Regions from separate parts of the Mus musculus genome. Here region 2 is linked to region 1. A link is a loop called in an ENCODE intact Hi-C map of the cell type or tissue named here. Cell type or tissue: left cerebral cortex. All regions are shown on one strand. Links, peaks and the distances in the headings refer to the core of each region. The heading gives the core; the rest is flanking DNA.

Region 1 (4,194 bases), core at 957-3,456:
GGTATGTACTGTATAGTACTTGGATGTTTTGTATCTTATACTTTAACTACTCATATACTTATTTTAAAACATATTTTACATTGGCATGATTGCACATTATGAGCATATTGTGATATTTCGTGTTATATATGTAAATAATGTGTGTAATTGATAGCTATGTTTTAGATAGGATCTCATGTATCTAAGGCTGGCCTCCAACTCACTTACTATGTAGTTTGAACTACAAGTTCTAAAGGACTAACTTGAGCTCTTGATCCTCCTGCCTCCTTGTACCTACTGCTGGAATTACCGACACGCACGAGCAGTCTGAGCTCATACTGATGCTTTGAGATGCACAACAAATTACTGTAAATTCACATGACTCTGTGTTACTAGCGTTCCTTCTCATCCACCCTAACAGTGTCTGTTCCCTCCATGCCACCCCTAGCTTTGGATGACACTATGAAACCAGCTTCTTTAAATTCTGCATAATAGTGAAATGGCTTGGCTCTTGTTTTTCTATGCCTGACTTATTTAATAAAATTTTCTCCATTTCCATCCATGTTACTGTAACATTATAGGTTGACATTCTTTTGTGGCTGAATAATAATAATAATAATAATTTCACTGTATATATACACCTTACATTCTTAATTTATTAATTTGTTTATATATCTAGGTTGTCTCCATATCTTAGTTATTATTAATAATAATGTAGTAAATATTGTGTGCAGATGCCTGTCTAATTCACAAAATGTATCTCCTTTGGGCAATAACCCAATAGTACGGTAACTATCCAATGGTAGCTCTATTTCTGACTTTTGAAAGGAAATTCCATGTGTTCTCCATGGTAGGTACACTAATTTATATTCCCACTAGTGGTACCTGAGTGTTCTCCTTTCTCCTGGGTAGCCATGCTTGCTTTGTCTTCCAGTCTGAAAGGTTCCAAAACGGCATTCATTTTTATATTCCCATTTCTTCCAGAACCCTGTACTAATAATATCATCATCTATATTTCCAAAGCACTTTGCATTTCCCAAAGCACATATTTGTCCATCATCTACTTTGAGTATTACCGCTTGTGGTCCAGGCAAGATTAGTTATACTATTAACAGATTTGATTTTATAAGACTAGCACTCAGATTTCACTGACACCCTCTTCTCCACAGTATTTCACATTTTATTTAGGAAGTGAATAAAAACACAAAAGAAAAATTGAGGCACTCTTGGCCTCCTAGGAATGGTCATAAGATTGAGGCCTAGGACCTCAGAATCATCTATGTTCCAGTCCTAAACAAAGGAGAACCTTTTCTGCCTATCTGGTGGGGGCCAGGAACCTACGACAGTGACCTGCATCATTCGAAGACTTATTCCGTGTGTCGTAGAACTGACAGGGAAGAAGTGATCCCGTCACTTCAGCGGCAAAAGGTGAATGAGACTAACTGCTTAGCTGTTTGAACCCTTTCCTCTTGCTCTCTGACCTCCACAAAGAATAGCTATGCTATCTACCCTGCCTTCAGGACCTAGCCAGAAAAAGACAGGACAGAAAAGAATGACACTGTCAGTGTTTCACCTCTTAAACACTGCATAGTATCAGTGTTCTCCCAAAGACAGTACAGTGTCTGCAGGCAGAAACATATTCAAGTCATGTGTCCCCACTTAACAGTGGTATAATCTTGGCAAATCAGATTCCTTGGGTACAATCCTACTTTTCCATCTGCAGAATGTGGGCAATAACACCAAGCCTGCAAAATCGTTGTGGAGATAAAAATAATATATGTGAAGTACATAGAAAATAATTAAGAGTTCGAATGGTAGCTATAGTTAGTTATATTCAAGAAAACACAGAGAGGGGGAGTGGATTTCTAAAGGCTGGACAGCTGGTACACAGCCGGCAGGCGGAACTAAGATTAAAGACTCATCCACAGGCTCCCTGGAGAATCAAGTCTCCTGCCAGAAGAGGGCCTCCAGGCAAGGCCCCTCCATCACTTAAACAGAGAAGAGACCTCTGCACTGCCTCTGTGCTCCTGCCCGAAGCACCAAGTTTATTCTAATGTTTTGGAGTCCATGTGCAACTGCAGGGGTCTAGAGGAAAATTAGGGTCTCCCCTTGTCCATTGCTTTGGCGATTTCTGCTTGGGTGCCGAGGGCAATATTGTGATGGGGAGCTCCGGCTTTGTGGAGGAGCTCTTTGTGTGATTCTTCCAGTGTGGGCGCTGCAAGATAGAGCTTCAAACCTACTGAGTCACCAGTGCAGAGCTGGGCACAAACCCAGAGGCACAGCCCTTGCTTTGCAAGTGGGGAGATAGGGAAGAGGTCTCAAAGCTGCTCTGGCCTGCAGCCCAGAGTTCACTCAGGGCCAAAGCGGCCAGTGCCTGGCCAAGGCTGACACTGGCTATGAACAATGTTTGGAGCTGCCTTGCTTGTAGACCTTGTGTCTTCTGCAGACATCCTGGAGGGACAAGGAACAGTCAGGGCTTCCCAGGACACTGCCCAGGAGCCTGATGCATCTTCTAGTACCTGGAGACACCAACTTCCTTTCATCATTTGTCATCTCTAGGTTTCTCAACCCTTGAAGGGATCTGGTGTTGACTGTGAGAGGAATTAGGAAATCTAATTTGTTCTTTGCAAAAGAAAACCATAGGCACACCTGCATGCTTGGTAGGAGTATATTTCTAATGTTTGCACCTGCTTTCAGAGCATGTGTACTAACAGGGAACACAGGACAGACTCTGGGTCAGTCCCTCCTCCACAAGGCACCTTTACACAGCTCTGTCCACTCCACCCCCACCCACCTCCTCTGTGACTAGGACGCCAGATCTGTGGAGCTTTGCCTTTATTGGTGCTCTCTGCCTGTTTTCCCCCTGTGTAGCCTTCAGAACTGATAACTAGGCTACTTACTTCTGGGTGGAAGAAACAAAGGGAGAGAAAAGGCATGGAGTTCAGTGGCAGTTCATCTAGTTAGACTCTGAGACCACAAACTTGCTCTTTTCTTTCTTCCTAGGAATTTTTGACCCCTACGGTTCTTGGGGAAGAGAGCATCTGTGTCTTTGACCAGCCAGCCCGCTGTGTGGTGGAATGGTTGACAGTGAAGTAGGTTTTATTGAGGGTAAAAGTTGTGCAGCAGCCATCTTAGATGTCTCTCTCCAAATTGGAAGGAATGTTAGATCCTCATATGGGAAAATGATGATCAGTAGTCCTGGACAACAGCAAACTTCTCAAACCTGGAAGAAAGCATCTTTTTAGAGATAGAGACCCATAGTTCCTGTTCAAAGGAGATTCTAGGTGATTTTGTGAGGAACAAGGAAGTTTTGAGAACCTCTATTCTGTAAAGTTCCCTGTGTAGACTGTAGTTAAGTCCTGCATCCACCAGGCTACTGGCATACTGCTTCACAGGCCCAGAAAGGCAAGAAATGGACTAAGAAGCTGGAAGATTCGGAGCCATGTGGTAGAGTCTGTGACAAGTTGAATAAGAATGGTCCCATAGGCTCACATATTTGACTGCTTAGTCACCAGATAGTGGCAATATTTAAGAAGGATTAGAAGGATTAGGAGATGTGGTCTTATTGGAGAAGATGTGGCCTTTCTGGAGTAGATATGGCCGTATTGGAGGAAGTGTATCACTGGAAGTGGGCTTTGAGGTTTCAAAAGCCCATGCCAGGTTCAGGGTTCTCTCTCTCTCTCTCTCTCTCTCTCTCTCTCTCTCTCTCTCTCTCTCTCTCTTCCCTCTCTCTCTCTATCTCTCTCTCTGTCTCTCTCTCAGTCTCTCTCTCTTTCTCTCTCTCTCCTCTATCTCTCTCCTCTCTCCTCCCTTTCTCTTTCTCTCTTTCTCTCTCTCCTCTCTCTCTCCTCTCTCTTTCTCTCTCTCTCCTCTATCTCTCTCCTCTCTCTCCTCTCTTTCTCTTTCTTTTTCTCTCTCTCCTCTCTTTCTCTTTCTCTCTCTCTCCTCTATCTTTCTCTCTCTCTCTCCCCTCTCTCTCCCCTCTCTCTTTCTCTCCTCTCCTCTATCTCTCTCCTCTCTCTCTTTCTCTCTCTCTCCTCTCTCTCTCCTCTCTCTCTTTCTCTCTCTCTCTTTCTCTCTCCTTTCTCTCCTCTCTTTCTCTCTCTCTCCTCTCTCTCTTTCTCTCTCTCTTTCTCTCTCCTTTCTCTCCTCTCTTTCTCTCTCTCCTCTCTCTCTTTCTCTCTCTCTCCTCTCTCTCTTTCTCTCTCTCCTCTA
Region 2 (4,194 bases), core at 736-3,235, 53 kb after region 1:
TCTTGAAAGAAATGACAGACAGCACATATTACAAGTTAAGATTCTTGGCACTCAGCCTTGATTCTGGTTCTATATGGATTTTGCTTTCAGAAACTTTTCCATAGAGTCAATATCTTTCACTCTCCTCCCCCACTTCAAAGCTAGTTAAGAAGTTCAAGTACAAAATATTTCCTATAGTCCCATTTCCCATGGTCCAAAAGACAAAAGATATTTAAAGTAATCAGAAGAGAGCCTAAAACAATGGTACATACCTATGATCCCACCATTCAGGAAGCTAGGATAGGATTTTTTTTTTTTGAGTCCAAGACCAGATGGGACTATAGAGTGAGATCCTGTCTCAAAACACTTTAATTAATTAAACTAACAGAGAAAACATCTGGAAGTAAAGGTAGACTCAAATGAACCAACTCATTTTTACATATAACAATTTACCTACCATAAAAAGTATGAGCAAAATGTAGGTACCAGAAGAAAATCCACTTTTGAAACTGAAGAATTAGGTGTAATATTTCCTTCTTAGTTCATATTCCAAGGACCAGAATTTAATTTTAAAAGTACATTTTGCAATCCTTTCTGACCCTACCTCCAGGTTCTCCATCACAATATGCCAACTGTACTTTGACACAAACTCACTTAATGTCGTTGTATTCAATGAGCCTCTGCCTTTATTATGATGAAAACCTCCGCTTCTTGTTTTAATGGTGTGATATGAAACAGGGTAAGAGTATAGATTTGAGGACTGATACTCTTCTTCTCAACCCCAAGGTATATTAGGCCCAGGGTAGGCAACACAAACAAATGTACTTTCTTCGTGGAGGTAGATCTTCAGAGAAATAAATACAGAAATTTATCCAGGGCGTTTGTCTGATCTTTCTTTCTCCCTTTAGGTTATGTGACCAGACATTATGGGAAAACTAGGGCTAAGTATTTACAGTCATCATCACAGACCCTTCTGTGCCTTATCTCAATTTCTACCTGCTGCTATATGCCTTGTCTTGCTTCTCTCTCCTCCTGCCTTGATCTTCTGACCTGTGACGAGTCAGAATCCTGCAATCCAGCGCATCAACATGCAGCACCATTGCGTGGAGAAGCACAAGGAGTGCTAGAAGGTCTGTTAGGTAGGGCAGGGTAAGAATCTAAGAAATCTTTTGTCTGAAGGGAGGGCAAGAAAAGCTCCCATAGAATCAGGAAACTTAAATCTAGGATTGAAAAGGGAACATTGGAGAAAAACCATGTACTATGGAGTATCTATATTATCTCTATGGTATTGACAATTGCTATGACCCAACTAGCTAAGGAAATATGGATGATCACAGGAAAGTTAATACAAATTCTGTTGATTTTGCTGGAAAATGAGTATAAAAGAGAGATGGTAGGATAGCAGATGGTCTGGACTGTGAAAAGGCTATTAGTGTCCTGTTTGTGTCCTGCTCAATTTTAACATGCAGCACAGATTCCACCGTGACTATCTCTAAAGGTGTCTTGGAATTGTGTTGTTTCCTGCTTAGCTGAAAGATCATACTCCTGTAAACTCAGGCGTACACAGTGGCTTCCTGCCACACTTAAAACTTGAAAATAAAGAAATCAGAAAGGAGAAATTTGACCCTGCCGAGAGGCAGCCAAGATGACACACGGTTAAAAGTGAAGTAGGAACTACGAGAGGGGCTGGCCTCACCAAGACGCAACAGGGAGGGGATAAGCCAGCATCCCCCACCCACTCCGGACAGGGAGCAGGGGAGGAGAGCCAATATCCCCCACCCCTGCGCAGGGCGGAGGAGCGCGTCCCGCGCCGGGCCGCCTCCTGCACCGAGCGCATCTCCGGAGCGGTACAGGAGAATGCAGGTCCACAGGGACACGCGCGCGGGGCTCCTGCTGCCATGGCGCTGGGTAGCTCTCTGCCTGATGAGTCTGCTGCGTGAGTATTAACAGCTGAGGGCCAAGGGACCAGGCTATGGGCCGGGAGGAGGGAAGACGCCGGCCACTAACCTCACCTGGGAATCCTGCGCTCCAGCACGCAGAAGTGAGCTTACTCAGGTAGTGCTGGGGGACGCCAGCTCCTCTGCGTGGCTGGAGGTGCAAAGCTCAAAGTTGAGGCTAGAATGCAGACAGAAGGAAGGAAAAGTTCTGTAACTCTCCTTAATTGAGGAAGCAAGGACCCAGAGTGGTCCAGAGAAGGGTCCAGGCACCCATTGTTCCCAGGACTTGGACATAAAGAATTCATGAGGGTAGCCATTTCCAGTAAGGGCCAGGAGACCTTTAAGGAGGACTGAGGGACATTAGTGGAAGAGTCTGGAATAAAGAACAGGCAGAGAGGAAAAAAAGGACAATTTTAAATTTCAGATTAGAAAGCTAGAGTCGCCCCTGCAGAAACCATGCAGATGCTAGTAGGGAGGTGGTTTGGTGTACACACCAAGTCCTTCTGCTCACCAGTCTTCCCCGTGCACAAACATACATTCATTGCTAGTTGGAATTTTCTTGCTCTGCTTCCCTTCAGATTCTAAAGCTAGTGGACAGGCCAAGACACCTCCTGCTGCCCACGCATACTCTTACTTCTTAAGTTCTTCCCCTCTTAGGTTGGCAAAAAATAGTATTCACTCAGTCTATAGCAAACTTTATTGCACTGGAGGGTGTTGTTCTTCATCCCAACTCATGTCCTTTGAGGTTTTCAGGGTTGTGAATTACTCATTTTGCTTTTAACCCTTGGGGCTCCTAAATCTTCATTGTATATCTTAAAGGACACTCAACATGTAGAGTAGCCTGGATCTACCCACAAGACCTCTTTTCTCCCAGTCTTCTGCTCCATTGCCTTTGGGTCTATCCCAAAGAGAGCTGGCAGAGGAGAAGTTGAATTAGGTTCTGGGTTCTCCTGATTGGCAGCGCTAGACATGTCCATTTTGATGGAGTAAAACTTGCTTGGACAAAAATGCCCAGAATGATGCTACACTGTGCACGGGTAGGTGACCACGGGCTGGAGTCCTCATCAGATGCTCTGTACTTACTCTTTTGGTCACTCAGCTCAGCACTGACCCAAGTCTGGGTGTAGTGCTGTCTTTTCTTATTTCCTCAGCTGGCCAGTATCAGCCTTGTCTTGGGCTGAATGGGGCAGGGTGGAGAGAGCAAAAAAACCTCTGCAAACCTTGGGGAAATATGCTGAAGATATCAGTGTCTCAACTTTAGGGTAAAGGACAGGGCAGGGGCCACCATTCCCAACCCAGCTAGACTTCATAAGCCGGCCAAGGCTCTGTACTTTCTCCAAGAACTTCCTAGGGTTTGTGTTGAGATTCTTCTGTTTGTTAATACTATTATTTTCTGTCCTGGAATAAATTGTAAAATAAATTAAACTGATGAATTATGTAATTTAAAATGTCCCACAGTAGACAACCGTGATGTTATTACTGGGAAAGTTGGTGTAGAATGGAAAGTCACTCTGAAGAGATAGTTCTCTTCTGTCCCATGAGAAGCTAGTGTGAACATCTTCTAGACAGCCACAAGTGTCACTTTTTCAGGGGCAAGAGAGATCAGTGGCCAGAATCTGGGTTGTGACTGGGGACACACGCTCCAGCTGACCTAAAAGTCTTTCAGGAAACTAGGAACCCCTTTGCCTGGGTTTCCTTCCACAAGACCTCTTTTTCCCTTATTCCAACACTACCTCCAGCTTCTACTCACATTCCCTTTCTTCCTTTGGGCTCTTTGAATCTGATGATCTACAACTATATCCTGCCTGGGACTGCATGTAAAAAGGGAAAAAGAAAATAGAAAATACTTTTTATCAGATAGTTTCCCTGCTACATGGTAAGGAGGGAGGTGTAAGAGTTTGGGGACTGCCAAGTAATTCAGTGATTTGAAGGCTCCCCAGTGAAGGACTAGACCAGGCTTCACAACCTTTGTAAATGTACTTCTTCATCTTGGCCAGCACTCCTGCCTGTCTGATGAGCAGGCAAGAGCCTAGGCCTCTCTTGTATCCCTTTGGCTTCATCACCTTGGTCCTGTTTGTTTGAGTTGCCTTTACTGCTTTCCTTTCCTGAGTGATCTTTGTCTCCAAAATCTCAGAGCAAGGAGTGCCAAAATTGTAGCAGATAAAGTTGGGGACAAAATTCTGGAAAAAAAAAAAAAAGCAAAAAGGGAGCAGATTCCACTGTTTCTGATCTTGCCTGGTTTCCTTTGTGTTTTGGACCTGAAGACCTAAGCTTCCTT

Evidence for each region. A loop is a pair of places that touch in the nucleus more often than their neighbours do. Peaks named below come from ENCODE experiments on the same cell type or tissue, not always from the same donor. Only the 100,000 strongest peaks of a DNase experiment are listed, where the experiment ranks them.
Region 2: it touches region 1 in a loop (3-fold over the local background); 8 of 42 quality-filtered maps call a loop at or near these places.

What each region holds. Positions count from the first base shown.
Region 1 is chr1:194,883,617-194,887,810 of GRCm38, forward strand. It overlaps Gm39748 (a long non-coding RNA gene), which reads right to left. Exons shown (of 3, transcript XR_865916.1): 3 at 2,830-3,202. Among named protein-coding and RNA genes, the nearest start is that of Gm39748, 16 kb to the right of the region's middle. In left cerebral cortex, for the core only: a CTCF peak has its summit at 1,946 (motif pointing right); DNase peaks (open chromatin) are centred at 1,794 and 2,209; H3K27ac peaks cover 2,247 bases.
Region 2 is chr1:194,937,130-194,941,323 of GRCm38, forward strand. It overlaps Cd34 (CD34 antigen), which reads left to right and starts at 1,692. Exons shown (of 8, transcript NM_133654.3): 1 at 1,692-1,915. The coding sequence starts at 1,837. In left cerebral cortex, for the core only: no CTCF peak of the experiment used is centred there; DNase peaks (open chromatin) are centred at 1,761 and 2,417; H3K4me3 peaks cover 1,817 bases; H3K27ac peaks cover 1,816 bases.